2 separate regions of the Homo sapiens genome follow, and region 2 is linked to region 1. Evidence: chromatin loops called from intact Hi-C (ENCODE). Cell type or tissue: ascending aorta. All regions are shown on one strand.

Region 1 (8,000 bases):
ACTTCCAAATAAAATACTGTTCAAAGGAGTAGCCGGTTAGAAGAGAAGCTGCGACAGTCCCATCTGTACATTACAAAATTATATTTCTCTGTGGAACAGCAGCAGTAACCCACTGCAGAGCAGCTGGGTACAGAGAAAAGGAGGGGGCAATAGACACGCTATCATGTGGGAGATGTACCATGGACTGCTGGTAGGTTTAAGTAAATGGATGATGATGCTCACAAAATGACGAGGAAAGATAGAAATAATGAGGGCGTTATCAAATACCTAGATATCTGCTGTAAGTCTCAACTGAAACTAGGATCTCTAATACACTTTTTCCTTGCTGATAGTTTAATCTCACAGAAAGTTGAGCAAACTGCAACTTTGGATCCAATTCTGATCAACTAGAGGGAGGGCAGAAACCAGACGGGTGGAGATGCTCTGCTGATGAAGCAGAAATATTGAGAACTTGGAATAAAGCATGGAAAAAGAGGCTGATGATAGTCAGGTTTGAACTTCATAGTTTAAAAGAACTGATTTTTAAATGTTCAAAGAAAATATATGCATGACCTGAAACCCAAAAGGGAAGATGCTTCAAGAGGAATAGGAAGGCTCTCAAAAATGAAATTCTAACCATACAATTGCAAATCATCCCTGCAGATGAAAACATAGAGGCATCTAAAGGTACTGATGTGATCTCCCAGGGAGCAGCCTAATGGCTCAAATTTTTAAAGGGCACGTACAAAAAGATCAAGAGAAGAGCCCATAACAAAGAACATAACGTGGCCCATAGCAATTCAAGAAGGCTTAAAGATCAGAATGAGCTTAAACTTGCAAAAATGCTAAAGACAAAAAAAAATTTTGTAAGAGCTCTTTTAAAGTTATGTTTGAAACAAGAAGAACAAGAAAGACACAGACCCGCTGTGGAGGATGGTGGTTCTTGGATGGCAAGAAGAAAGGGAAGGATAATCTTCAGACTGGAGGGGAAGAACAAACTTTGACGAGAGGGAAATGAGTGAAGAGTTGGGATTTAGAGATCAAATGATTACTCTTAACAGGCTGAATTCACTCCAGGGTACAGAGAAAAATAGCAGAAGAAATGCAACCAATAACCTTTGATAATCTGGTGAATCTGGGATGAGGGTCAACTGAACAGGCAAGGAAAGGCATGTGCAAGTCCCAGTTTTCTTTTTTTTTTCCCCCCTGAGACAGAGTCTCACTCTGTTGCCCAGGCTGGAGTGCAGTGGTGTGATCTCGGCTCACTGCAACCTCCGACTCCCTGGTTCAAGTGATTCTCCAGCTTCAGCCTCCTGAGTAGCTGGGATTACAGGCATGTGCCACCACACCCAGCTAATTTTTGTATTTTTAGTAGAGACAGGGTTTCACTATGTTGGCCAGGCTGGTCTCAACTCCTGACCTCAGGTGATACACCAGCTTTGGCCTCCCAAAGTGCTGGGATTACAGGTGTAAGCCACCGCGCCCGGCCCCAATTTTCAAACACATGACACCAAAGCACTTTGCAGACCATCTGGGAAATTCTAAAACAGTATTAAACAAAAGATTTATGAACATTTAGAAAGGGAAATAAAACTCTTCCAGGAGACACTCGCTAACAATAAGTCACAGCAGAAATGATGGAGCAATGGGGAGAACTCTGTGGATGGGAGGATGATGTAAAAGGCAGGTGAATCTCAATGTGGCATCTGGTGAGTTCTCCCAGGACATCCTTGTAGATGTGATGGAGAAATGTATACTAAAGACACTCTAGTCATGAAGATTCATGATTAAGTGACAACAATCATGGAATTACTAAATTTATATCAACCAGAAGTCTCTTTAGTGGACTTGGAACACTAAATGAGGTAGGAGATTTAATAAGGGAAAATTTGAAATCTGTGATATGAGGAATAGGAAAAGAAAACTTCAAGGGTATAGCATTAGAGAAAAGACACAAGGGGACACACCTGCAAATACCTCAGGGCACCATGTAGAAAGGAGATCTGCATTTTCTATGTGGGCCCTCAAAATAAAGAACAACGGTTGGAAGGTTGAGTTGAGTTACAGCTGTCTGAAGATGGCACAGGGCAGTCTTGGGCTAGGGCACTGCTTGGTCAATGGGGCACGCACCTAGGCAGAAGCCATGGTCATTTGTCAGGGATGGGTGCTCCACAGGATGACCAGTAAGGACCTGTACTAGATGGTGCCGTAACAGGTTAACTCAAACTTTGTGGTAAAAATCGGGTCCTAAAATCAAGGTGTGGCAGGGCTGGTTCCTTCTGGAGGCCACTGGGGAAGAATCTGTTCCCTTGTCTTTTCCAGATTCTAGAGGCTTCCTGTATTCCTTGACCTGTGGTCTCATTTCCCTATCATTCCTACCTCTGCTTCACCATCACGTCTCCTTCTCTGGCCCTAAGCTTCCTGCCTCCCTTTTAAGAACATCCTTGAGTTTACACTGGGCCCACCTGGATAATTCAGGCTAACCACCTTGTCAAAAGGCTATTAATTTAATAAAACCTGCAAGGTCCTTTTGGCCATGTAATGAAACATCTTTAAAAGTTCCAGGGATCAGGAGGTGGACATCCTTGGGGAGTCACTATTCTGTCTATCACAAGTACCTTTCAAGCCTTAGAGATTTAGTGAATTCTACATTGGAAGGGCCCAGCTGAAGAGTCCCTGTTCTTATCAGTGGCAAGGGCTCTGAGACACATTGTCATCAAGCCTTAAAATCTAAACCATAAAAATAATTATTTATAAATATATTAACAAAGTTGAACATGTTGGCTTGAGTGCAAGTTTAATGTAGTTAATTATAAACACTGAACAAATATCAATCTTTTTCAAAAACTCTCATGTTAACCGAACAATTAAATATTAACTTTTTAGTAGGCCATAAAGTTTATTTCCTTATAAACTGCTGTTTACAGGCTCCCTTAACCATTTAAATAGAACGACATACATTACCACTTAACCAGGTGGCTAAAAGTCTATGATCGCCCTCAAACTTCCCAGAACTGGTATAGAACTTCAGGGGAAATGTGTAAAATATTGAGGAAAAAGTAATAATGACAATAAAATTATCCAGATCCGTTACCATCTCTTCTTTTTCTTTTTACATTTAACAACTCTCAATTTCTCTTGCCTCCAATCACCTGTCTCTAAACCCAACCATCGGTTATTCTTTCCAATATAACTTTCCATTTATATTTTCTTTAAAATTCAGCCCCAAATGAGACATTAAAAAAAACCCCAAAAACTATGGATTTAGAAAATAATGTTTCCTTATATTTCAAGTCTTACCTCTCAAGGAACCATGCTGCTTAAGGTCAGATGTACTGGGCCATGGACCAGTACTAGCCTGTGGCCTGTGAGGAACCAGGCCGCACAGCAGGAGGTGAGCTGCAGGTGAGTGAGTGAGGCTTCATCTGTATTTACAGCCGCTCCCCATCACTTGCATTACTGCCTGAGCTCCGCCTCCTGTCAGATCAGCAGGGGCATTAGATTCTCATAGGAGCATGAACCCTATTGTGAACTGCACATGCGAGGGATGTAGGTTGCACACTCCTTATGAGAATCTAATGCCTGAGGATCTGTCACTGTCTGCCATCATGCCCAGGTGGGACCATCTAGTTGCAAGAAAACAAACTCAGGGCTCCCACTAATTCTACATTATGGTGAGTTCTATAATGATTTCATTATATAGTACACTGTAATAATAATAGAAATAAAGTGCACAGTTAATGTAATGAGCTTGAATCATTCTGAAACCATTTCCCCGCCACCACCCCTGGGTCCATGGAAAATCTGTCTTCAACGAAACTGGTCCATGGTGCCCAGGTGCCCAGAAGGTTGGGGACCACTGTTGTAGATAAAATAAATCCATAAGTAACACTTTTGATCAACAGTTTCATCCCCCTCACACATATATATTTTTAACAGAACTCTTATCAAGCAAGACTCACTGAGCAGGAAGACTTGAGGACAGCAAAATGATGAAAGAATGAGTAACTAAAGGGAAAAGGAAATTCCTCCACGAGACTGTAAGCTGCACAAGGAGGAGTGACTAAGTCTCATTCACTGTGGTCCCTCTAACATGCAGCACTGAGTCTGGCAAGTAGTGGGCGTTTAAACACAGAGAAACATGAGCTCTAGATAAGAGGATGGGGTGGTGCCTGCGTTTCTTCCCCACTCTACTCCTAGCACCTGGCATAGTGACTCACACGTAGGGAGCACCTGAGGGTTTGTTGAACAGTGAGTCCTCTCATTAGCTAAAAATGACAGACACAACATAAGAAGAAAAACAGGGAAGTAAGTAAAGCAGAGAAACAGTAAGTAAGTATGGTCTTACTTTGCTATCCTTGTCTGGTTTGGTTGCTGAACTGTTCCCACAAGCTGATGAAGCACTGTCAGGAGATGTGGGGAGTCCAGGGAGAACGGTCACTATCCGGCCACTGGGCTCAGCCTCCAGAGAAGCACTGGTGATGCTTGGGGAAGTCAGTGGAGCAGCTGCTGCACAGGCCAGAGGGGCACTGGCTCGACTGATACTGATGGCAGCAGTGTGCGTGGCTGAGCCTGGCATCAGAGGCGCAGGTTGTGGGGAGGCCAGCGAGTGATGGGACAGGCCCACAGATGCAGGGCTGAGGCCGGCGGCATTCTGTACCTGGATGGGTGTCACTGCTGCCGTGGGGCGTTCCTGGTTGTGCGCTGCAACTAGTAGATGGGAAGAGGGAACACAGCAAAATTCAACTATCTAATAGATGCTGCTCACCAAAACATGAGTCATTTCACTGCATCAGACCATGATGAAAGGCTGCTATTGTATTTATTACAATAAAGATGGGATGGACGGTGGCCTAAAAGCACTTAATCTTAGCTGGATCCCCAGACACTATCTATTGTCCTTCCAGGTCAGCCCTTGAGTCTACTGAGTGCCTGGAAGCTCAGTTTTGACCCAAGTCCCTTTACTTAGGAGACAGCCTCTCCACAGTGTTAGAGACACTGAGCCAGTTCTTGATGGTATTCTACAGTGTCAAGCGATGTCTCCCTCTAGTCCTTTTCCTATTATTCATTCCCTTTTCTTATGAATCATTTTCCTTTTTTCTGTTTTTCTGATAGAGTTCACAAGCCTTTAGTTTACCCCTCATCCCATTAGTTACCCAAGACTCTTGGGAAGGTTTTCAGTGCTACAGAACTAAGAAAGCTGTTTAAGATCCCATAGGGTCCAAGGTAGACTTGTGCTTAAGTTAATCAGAAATGATCAGCACACCCGTTAGTAGAGTATCACGCAATGTCACATGGATGGTAGTAGTGAGATTTGAGATCATATGATCTCAACTATAGAAGTCAAAATTTCAAGTACTATTGACATTCTTAGGATCAGCCTAATTTCTTTCAGACTTTAGATCTATCCATCAGGCTTGAAGTAATACGCAGGGCACGCTTAGCCCAAATAAGCAGATACAAGGTGCCACTGAGTAGACTTTGCCTAATGTTGTTCATTATTAAAATTACATCTACATTTCTCAACATCTGTCATAAAAGATCTACTATTAGGCAGGTAAGCCCTTTATCCTGATATGTTCTGGCCTGGGTTCCTCCTTACCTGTCCTCACAGCATTGCGGGCCTGGTTGACTGTCATTTGCCCCGTCATGTGCAACAAGACCTTAGCCTGAGGACTTGTCTGGATGTGAGCTGCTGATACCACAGCTGCGGGGACAACACTGGGACTCCCAGCCACGCCATTTCCCTGGAGCTTCTGGGCAGGCCCTCCTGCCGTGGAAGGACTGACCATGGTCACTCCCCGACTTGTCTGGCCAGCTGTAGACATAGGGACTTTAGCTTGGGAAGCATTTGTCACCGCCCTGCCAAGACACAAACATAGATGGAAAGCCCAGTCCATCAGCAAAATGACAGAAAGAACAATTAAATGCAAGAAAAATGACTCAGAGCTTTAAACATAGAACATTTTAAAAAATGAATGGAATTATTTTTATAAAGTTTAAGAATAGAAAATTCAACGTAATGATGGCTGAGACAGAGAAAGGTCTTGAAATATATTCTGAGTCACCAGAAACCACACGTCATACTCTGCTCAAGAATATACAGTTATTGCATTCAGCTTTCCATAACAAGACCAAATATCTCCACTGACTTTCAAGGCCCTGGATTCTCCCCCTTCATCTACAGAACAAGCTAGGATCATTCCCTGACAATATCCCCATTTCCATATCTTTGCTCCTGTTTCCTGGCTTCCTACTTGCCTCCAGCTCCACATCACACATGTGCCCATGTACATGCATGCACACACATACACGCACTAGTGGAAAGTCCTCTCCGTCTTCTCTTGACATATTGTAATCTCATTTATGTTTCAAGATCCAGCATGAACACTGTCAGTTCAAGAAGCCTTGCCTCAGATTCAGGTTTAAGATCTTATGATTCTATTGTTTCATGTGGATTTCTTCTTTCATTCTGTTTCTAAACTCCACAATTGTTTATGCTTTGGCCCTTGATTACAAAATGTGGTATATTATTATTAGTAGTAGTAGTATTTTTTTTGAGACAGAGTCTCACTGTTGCCCAGGCTGGAGTGGAGTGGTGCGATCTCAGCTCACCCCTCTGCCTCTCAGGTTCAAGTGATTCTCCTGTCTAAGCCTCCCGAGTAGCTGGGAGTACAGGCACGCGCCACCATGCCCGGCTACTTTTTTGTATTTTTAGTAGAGGTGGGGTTTCACCATGTTGGCCAGGCTGGTCTCGAACTCCTGACCTCAGGTGATCCACCCGCCTCAGCCTCCCAAAGTGCTGGGATTACAGGTTTGAGCCAACGCGCCTAGCTGGTGTATTATTTTTTAAATAAATTCTTTATCAAATACTGCTGACTTGGTAAGTTCCTTGAAAGCAGGGCCAGTGTGAAATAACTCTCCTGTATTCATCCTGTATTTGCACATGCTCAGGGTTACAGCCAACTCTAAACATCTATTTACTCACTGAATGTAATTAAGTTCAGTATAGTTTTGTGTAATGTGTTTTTTTCCATATTCCAAATTCATTTAAATGATAACAATTCTGTATATAGTAACTTTCTACTAAGAAAACACTTCATTAGCTTGAACATCCTTATTATTTACCATGAATGACAGAATTTACTGTAAGCACATATTCCTCTAGAGTTAAACAAACAGATAGATTTTTTTTTTCCTTAGGATGGAGTCTTGCTCTGCCGCCCAGGCTGGAGTGCAGTGGCATGATCTCGGCTCACTGCAGCCTCCGCCTCCCAGGTTCAAGTGATTATCCTGCCTCAACCTCCAAAGTAGCTGGGTCTACAGGCACGTGCCACCATGCCTGGCTAATTTTTGTATTTTTTTTTTTTTTTTTTTTTTTTTTAGTAGAGATGGGGTTTCACCATGTTGGTCAGGCCTCAAGTGATCAACTCCTGACCTCAAGTGATCTGCCCACCTTGGCCTCCTGAAGTGCTGGGATTACAGGCGTGAGCCACTGCACCCGGCTATACAAGCAGAGAGACTTCTAATAATTGGTTTTTGATAAAGATGTTTGACAAAAAAATTTTTATAAAAATGTTTTCCTTCATTAACTTTATTTTTTTGTTCTTTGTTGCATTTCTCTTATCCATTATTATCATTATTTTGCACCAGGGAGGTTCTATCTGTCATTTTCTGGATGGGATGGATTCTGAATGTAGATTTTAACATACATAGAAAAGAATGTTTATATTGATTAAAAATTTGCAAGTCAAATTAAAGTTAACATTCTGTCACCATCTGCAACAACAGTGATTTTCATTTGATTAGGCTGCTGGCCAACCTATAAATCAAGGCCAACAGCTGACAAACATGTCAGTTCATTAAGCTATTTGTTTAAAATCAGGCGGTTTGAGGAAAGATTTAATGCAGTTAGACCTGGACTGTATATTAAACGGCCGGTGGTCAAAAACTAGGGCTCCCTCAGTGTTGATTTCATTACAGGTCATTTAACTGTTTCCAAGGCTTCTTTCCTCAGTGAC
Region 2 (8,000 bases), 56 kb before region 1:
TTTTTTTTGAGACAGCGTCTCATTCTGTCACCTAGGCTGGAGTGCAATGGCACAATCTCAGCTCACTGCAATCTCCACCTCCTGGGTTCAAGAGATTCTCCCACCTCAGCCTACTGAGTAGCTGTGACTACAGGCGCCCACCACCACACCAGCTAATTTTTTTTTTTGTTTGTAGAGACAGGGTTTCACCATGTTGGCCAGGCTGGTCTTGAGCTCCTGACCTCAAGTGATCCGCCCACCTCAGCCTTGTCTTTCCTTGTCACAGTTCTTCCTGCACAGCCTGGCATGCCAACTGCCAGTTCATCTTTTGTTTTCTCCACTAGGCTGTAAGGAGTATATGGAGGCAGGGGTTGTTTCTGTCTTGTTCACTGTTGTATTAGAGGCCCACCAGATGATCTGGTTCATATTAAGCACCATGAAGATTGGTTCATGTAGTGAAGGAGGGGAAGGAATACTTAGGCCAAAGAAATACTTGAACAGGAATCAGAATTAGCAAGCCAGTAGTGCCATGCGCCTGGGGCAGAGGTTTCAATGGGTTCCTAATGTGGGATGTGTCTAGGAAGGTGGACATATAAAGATCGTGAAGATCACTGAAGGTTCTGGATTTTTTTAAAAGCTGTTATTTGGTAAGCCATCTGGGAATCACTGAATTATGTTGAGCAGGATGGCACACAGTGCTTCTTTCAGCAGATTAATCTGATACTGATAATTCATTGAAAGGAGAAAGGGGAGATGCAGAATCTGCTGCAGGAGCCGAAACACACAGGTGGAAAATACTTCATTAGAAAGGTGGCAGTGGGAGCAGAATGGAGTAAACAGGTGCAAGAAATATTTTGAGAAAAATTCAACAGGATTTAGTGAATAATTGGATGTGGAAGACGAAGGAGACAAGGAAATTGAGGCCAGCTCTGAGGCTGTGAATCAGGATGGCTGGAAGAATAGTGGTGCCTTTAATGAAAAAAGGGGAACATTGGAAAGAGGATATAATTGGATGGAAAGAAAACAAGTTTGGCTGCAGGCGTTTCAAGCTTGAAACATTCACAGAACATTCTAGTGGACACGAGTTGCATTGGAAATTCAGGACTAGAATTCAGGAGAGATTCCTTAAATAGTCTAGCCTCTCCAACAGTAGGTGAATTAATGCTTAGCTTTCCGTGGGTTTGGCTGATGTGGACATTGAAAAATTGTGAACATTGTTTAAAGAGTTGTTTGAGTTTCCAGAAATATTTAATAATCCTTACTTATTTCATGGGGCAAAATTCTGAGTAGGCTAAGGTGTATTTCACACCTGTTACCTTTGGAGACCCAATGCTCTTTTTTTTTTTATTTTGATTTTTTAGAGCAGGCTCTTGCGCTGTTGGCCAGGCTGGAGTGCAGTGGCTTGATCATAGCTCACTGCGGCCTCGATTTCCCAGGCTACAGCGATCCTCCCACCTCAGCCTCCCCAAGTAGCTGGAACAGATAACAGGTGTGAGCCACCGCACCTGATCCCAGTGGTCTTTTCATTTGGCTGGGCGGGTATTAACCTTGTGGACATTTAGCAAACTGGTGGAGAAAAATATACAATGTAAGTTTGAGAAAAATTTGTTCAAGTATTAAGACAAACATTTTGTTGGCAATCTTTCTGTTGGGGCAGATCTCTGGGGTTTGGGTGCTGTGCATAAATCCACAAAGTTTCCATTATCTGAAGACTGAAAGGAAGTTGTTGTGTAGAGTCAGCAACTTACTAGAATTAAACTTATTTAGGTTTTTCCCTCTACTAAAAATAGATAAGCAAGTTTTTAATTCTATCTGCAATTTTAAAAAAATCTGATATAGGCTGGGCATGCTGGCTCATGCCTGTAATCCCATTACTTTGGGAGCCGGAGGCAGGGGAATCACTTGAGCCCAGGAGTTCAAGACCAGCCTAGGCAACATGGTAAGACCCTGTCTCTGCAGAAAGAAAAAATGTTTTAATCAGCCAAGTGTGGCAGTATGCTCCTGTAGTCCCAGCTACACAGGAGGCTGAGATGGGAGGATTGCTTGCACCTGGAAGGTCAAGGCCACAGTGAACCAAGATCGTGCCACTGCACTCCAGCCTGGGTGACAGAGCAAGACCATGTCTTAAAAAAAATAAAAATAGGCTGGGCGAGGTGGCTCATGCCTGTAATCCCAGCACTGTAGAAGGCTGAGGCGGGCGGATCACGAGATCAAGAGATCGAGACCATCCTGGCCAACATGGTGAAACCCTGTCTCTACTAAAAATACAAAAGTTAGCTGGGCATGGTGGTGCACACCACTAGTCCCAGCTACTCGGGAGGCTGAGGCAGGAGAATCGCTTGAACCTGGGAGGCAGAGGTTGCAGTGAGCTGAGATCACACCACTGCGCTCCAGCCTGGGCGACAGAGCGAGATTCTGTCTCAAAAATAAGTAAAAAAGAAAATAAATAATATCTGATATAGATGGGGCAAAATGTTAATATGTTGTCCAATCTGGGTGGTGGATACTTAGATATCTGTTGTATTATTTTCTAAAATTATTTTCTGTGTATTATTTTCTTCTGTACAGTAGATTGTAATTTTTAAAAACCTTTCAAAAAAGACGTGCAAAACAGAGCAGAAGACTGAGATTCTGAGGCTTAGGCAAGTCTGGGAAGATGACCTGCAGAAGCAATAGAGCGACCCCACTTTCCAAAGTTCCTGTCCCTCTCCAGGAACAAAAGGCCATGGTGGTGACCGGGCCGTTAGAGGTCATGGGATAGAGAGGGAGGTAGCCATTCTTTTCTCAGGCCGTGGTCCCACAGTGTCTATAATAGTCCTCTTGAGGTCAGCCACCAGCTTGGGAAGTCACAGCTCCGCCACCGATGGTTAGAAATCAACATGCTCCCATGTCGAGAATTACTTGTAACCCAAGCACAGTGACAGAGGAGCCTCCTTTATGTCACTCCCACATGATGTCCCTGAGCCTAGGCTAGGCTTGGTTCCAAGGACAAGGTTCCTATGACACTTTATATCATAGGGCTTTTCTGAGCAAAGGTGTGCTGGAAAAGTCAGCATTTCCCAAAGCTGAGAAACATCTCTCTCTCCATTTTTTTTTTTTTTTTTTTGAGATGGAGTTTTGCTCTTGTTGCCTAGGCTGGAGTAAAATGGCGTGATCTTGGCTCACCGCAACCTCTGCCTCCCGGGTTCAAGCGATTCTCCTGCCTCAACCTTCTGAGTAGCTGGGATTACAGGCATGCGCCACCACACCTGGCTGATTTTGCATTTTTAGTAGAGATGGGGTTTCTCCATATTGGTCAGGCTGGTCTCGAACTCCCAACCTCAAGTGATATGCCAGCCTCAGCCTACCAAAGTGGTGGGATTACAGGCGTGAGCCACCGTGCCGAGCCTCCTCTTTTTTGTTTGTTTTGTCTTGTTTGAGAGAGTATCACTCTGTTGCCCAGGCTGGAGTGCAGTGGTACAATCTTGGCTCACTGCAACCTCCGCCTCCCGGGTTCAAGCAATTCTCCTGCCTCAGCCTCCGGAGTAGCTGGGACCACAGGCACACGCCACCACACCCAGCTAATTTTTTGTATTTTTAGTAGGGACGGGGTTTCACCATGTTGGCCAGGCTGGTCTTGAACTCCTGACCTCAAGTGGTCTGCCACCTCGGCCTCCCAAAGCACTGGGATTACAGGCATGAGCCACCATGCCCGGCGCATCTCTCTTTTTATTTCTTCTTTCAGTTTCTTCTTCCATTCAGGCCTAAGCTGGAAACACCACTGTCTGATAAACACTGGCCACACCAACGACATGGTAGGCCAGGGGGTGATAGCAATCTTCCAGTAAATCAGCTTTTCAGTCTAAACATACCAGTCATCCTACTTGAAAGAAATGTGTCCCTGGGGACAACCTGTGAGCCTTAGCCTTCTGTAGGGAGAAGCACTCTTGATGGGAGGAAATTTGGGAGCGAATATTTCTTTCAAGACAGAACCTAAGCGGAAATCCTCTTGGGTAAAGTATCTCAATAGGCTGAAGCCTGCCTGCTTCTGACTGTCAAGCCTTTGGAAACAGTCAGCATCTTGCTTCCAGTTCATCCCCTCTGCGTCAGAGGAGCCCTTCCCATAGTTCCATGAAAGGCTCCTTCGGGCTTCCTACCCAGCTGATGGGTGGGGAGAAAGGAAATCCATTTCTCCTGGGGCTTGATGTCTCTTCTCTGATCTGGGGCGCCTCCAGATTGCTGCCTCTTCTGTTAGATCACACGACAAGCCTATGCTGTTCCTGCCAGCACTGCTGATCAATCCCCTCTTCCAGCCAACGTGCCACTCTGCGCGGCAGTCGCCCTCCTTTCCCCACTGCACGATTAGGAACCGTTTCAGTGTTCTCAGCTTTTCCTTCCTGTGCCTGTCATTTCCCCCACGAACACAAGCTGCTTTGCAGTCCTAGTCACACACATGGCACCGTTCCTGAGACAGGTCGTACGTATGGTGCTGATCAAATTCGCTGCGCCAAGTTGCCAGGACTTTCTGGAACAAATAACATTTCACATTCAGCTCCTGGAGCACCCCCGAAACCAGACCTCCTAAAGTCTGCTTCATTTCCATCAGAGCTTTTGAGTCCCAGATTTCATTCTGGGGGATGAGTGATCAGAGATTTTTAAAGCCACGCTGACTCTTGCCCTCATTTTTAGCTTCCTGGGACCACTGGACTCAGTGCCTCCTGGGGTCTTGGGCTCCAAAGAACATCACTGAGTCGTGTTTCTAATTAAGGAACGCTGGAGAATTCCCCACACATCTCCACTCTTCCAGGAACTCACGTCTACCCCTCTCCCCGTGTATTTTTCTTCACAGACAACTCAGAAGAACACACGGGTTCTCCTATTCTCTATGGCCCAGTCTGTGTCCAGCATGGCAGGCAAAAAGGCCTGGAATCTCATGTTGTTGTGACTGGAGCCTGTTGCTGGCACAAAATCAACTATACAGATCTATGTTGATCATCAAGACAAACAGAACTATCTTCTCGGTGATGTTGTTGCTTTTTTTGTGGGGGGATAGAAACAGTGCAAGTCAGGCCTGGCTGTCTGTGTAGCAGAAGAGGAAATGGGTTCCCTCTGAACAAATTTTTTTTAAAAACTTTCTGTCCAGGCACAGTGCCTCATGCCTGTAATCTCAGCACTTTGGGAGGCCAAGGCAGGCAGATCACCTGAGGTCAGGAGTTCAGCCTGGCCAACATAGCAAAACCCTGTCTCCACTAAAAATACAGAAATTAGCTGGGCGTGGTGCCACAGGCCTGTAATCCCAGCTATTCCGGAGGCTGAGGCACTAGGATTGCTTGAACCCAGGAGGCAGAGGTTGCAGTGAGCCAAGACCACGCCTGTCTCAAAAAAAAAAATTAAACATTAAAAAGATTAACTTTTTAATGTTTAATTTTTGTGGGTACATAGTAGGTGTATATATTTATGGGTTGCATGAGATACTCTGGATACAGGTATGCAATGCATAATAATCACCTCATGGAAAACGAGGTATCTGTCCCCTTAAGTATTTATTTTTTATGTTATAAACAATCCAGTTATACTCTTTTCATTATTTTTAAAAGTGCAGTTAAATTATTATTGACTATAGTCACCCTGTTGTGCTATCAAATATTAGGTCTTATTCATTCTTTCTATTTTTTTTTTTTGTACCCATTAACCATCCCCACTTCTCCCCCACCCATCTTCCCTCTGAAAAAATTCAGACAGTCTTCCTGGGTTAGTGGGGAATGGATTGTACCTCCTGCAGTGCTCCTTGAAGACAATTTGAGAGATGTGTTCTCTGCGATAAACCAAAGAATTTGAAATCTTGGGCTTGCAGGTTGAAAAATACATAGTATCCTCATGTATGTTCATTACTTAGTGTTGGATGAGGTTTCCAAAGCCATATGTACAAATTCTAGAGTTAAAAACAAAAGCTGTCAGAGTGGGGAATAACGTCATTCAACTTGGCCATGCAATTTGCCTCTTGTCCCAATAATATATGTTTTGGTAAAATAACATTTGAGGGACAAAAAGAGGATGCCAGATCTAAATTAATTTTAGAACAAAGTAATATATGCCAGGCATGGTGGCTCACGCCTATAATCCCAGCACTTTGGGAAGCCGAGGCGGGTGGATCACCTGAGGTCAGGAGTTCAAGACCAGCCTGGCCAACATGGCAAAACTCCGTCTCTACTAAAAATACAAAAATTAGCCATGCATTGTGGCAAGTGCCTGAGGGAGGCTGAGGCAGGAGAATTGCTTGAACCCAGGAGGTGGAGGTTGCAGTGAGCCGAGATCACGCCACTGCACCCCAGCCTGGGTGACAAGACACTCTGTCTCAAAACACACACACACACACACAAAAGTAATATAAAGAAGCAAACACAGGTGAAATACCCAAAGGTTATTATTTACAGATGTCTCATATTTTCAAAGCCCCCAACTTGGCAGCTGTCTTTCCCAGACCCTGTGTAGCATGTTAAAAACTGCTGATTAGGCCGGGCACAGTGGCTCACGCCTGTAATCCCAGCACTTTGGGAGGCCGAGGCAGGCGGATCACCTGAGGTCGGGAGTTCGAGACCAGCCTGACCAATATGGAGAAACCCTGTCTCTATTAAAAATACAAAAATCAGCTGCGCATGGTGGCGCATGCCTGTAATCCCAGCTAGTCGGGAGGCTGAGGTAGGAGAATTGCTTGAACCTGGGAGGCAGAGGTTGCGGTGAGCCGAGATTGCGCCATTGCACTCTAGACTAGGCAACAAGAGTGAAACTCCGTCTCAAAAAAAAGAAAAAAAACAAAACTGCTAGTTAACTCTTAGAGTGTCACAGACTTGTAAACTGCATGATTTGTTTAGTATCAAATAAAAACCAGAGCCTTTCTGATTTAAACCAACACTCCTTTCCCCAGGTTTTATCTCATTTATGTGGGGCACAGAAAGTTGCAGCCTTTCCAACATAAACCTCTGCCAGCACCAGCTCATATTAAGTAAATGTGTGGGATCAACAACGGAGCGCTGTTGACATTTTTTCAGGCCCCTCCCATGCTTGGGTCATCAGGATCCAAGCCTCTCCCTGAGCTTCCAGCTCTAAAATTATATGACTCTAGTTACTTTGGCAGCTATTCAGAGGAAAAAGAAAATAGGGAGGAAGGAGGGAAAAAAAGATAATTACTGAAGCATCGTCCCTAAAATTCTGATGGCATTGGGTAGGAAGGGTGTTTATAAAATAGTCGTGATCACAGCAGATAGACATGGCAGTGATCAGAGAAGCGTCCTTGAATAGCCCCTGATGTTCACACCTCCATACTGACATTTGTTATCATAACGGCCTTGGTGGTTAAACTGAGATGTGTTCTTAAGCAAGAGGCCCCAGGGCTGTGTGGCTTTATCTTTTCCCCTCTGAATCGCAGGGAGAAAGAGCAGTTCCACAATCAGTTCTGTGTATTTCTTATTATGTTCCTTAGCGGTTCCTAAGGTGGTCATAAAGAGAATGACTCTGTTACATAAGACAGTCACTGTTGAACCAGGATCTCCCAGGGCCTGCGTCCTTACCTAGTAGCAACCGTGAAACACATGAACTCTTCCAGGCAGAGTAAAATATACCCAAATGGGTAACGACTGTAATTCCACAGCTAAATGCTGCTTTTGCGGCATCTAAATCAATGTGCTCCCCCATCAAACTCCAGCATATGAGGGTAGAAGTGTCACTGCATTTTATTTTATTTTATTTTGTTTTATTATTTTATTATTTTTTTGAGACAGGATCTCACTCTATCACCCAGGCTGGAGTGCAGTGGCATGATCATGGCTCACTGCAGTCTTGACCTCCTGGGCTCAAAGGATCCTCCCACCTCTGCCTCCCAAATAGCTGGGACTGCAGGCTAATTTTTAAATTTTTTTGTGGAGATGGGGCCTCACAATATGGCTCAGGCTGGTCTCAAATTCCTTGGCTCAAGCAATCCTCCTGCCTTGGCCTCCCTAAGTGCTGAGATTACAGGCGTGAGTCACTGCACTCAGCTGGCATTG

The links. Peaks named below come from ENCODE experiments on the same cell type or tissue, not always from the same donor. Only the 100,000 strongest peaks of a DNase experiment are listed, where the experiment ranks them.
Region 2: it touches region 1 in a loop (2.4-fold over the local background); 5 of 110 quality-filtered maps call a loop at or near these places.

What each region holds. Positions count from the first base shown.
Region 1 is chr4:169,111,942-169,119,941 of GRCh38, forward strand. SH3RF1 (SH3 domain containing ring finger 1) reads right to left here. Exons shown (of 12, transcript NM_020870.4): 9 at 5,582-5,841; 10 at 4,328-4,689. Among named protein-coding and RNA genes, the nearest start is that of CBR4-DT, 110 kb to the left of the region's middle. In ascending aorta, a CTCF peak has its summit at 4,100; DNase peaks (open chromatin) are centred at 4,140 and 5,720; H3K27ac peaks cover 4,194 bases.
Region 2 is chr4:169,055,690-169,063,689 of GRCh38, forward strand. It overlaps LOC105377527 (a long non-coding RNA gene), which reads right to left. Exons shown (of 5, transcript XR_939429.3): 4 at 5,732-5,890; 5 at 3,367-4,483. Among named protein-coding and RNA genes, the nearest start is that of CBR4-DT, 49 kb to the left of the region's middle. In ascending aorta, no CTCF peak of the experiment used is centred here; DNase peaks (open chromatin) are centred at 4,462, 5,212 and 7,008; H3K4me3 peaks cover 1,903 bases; H3K27ac peaks cover 3,920 bases.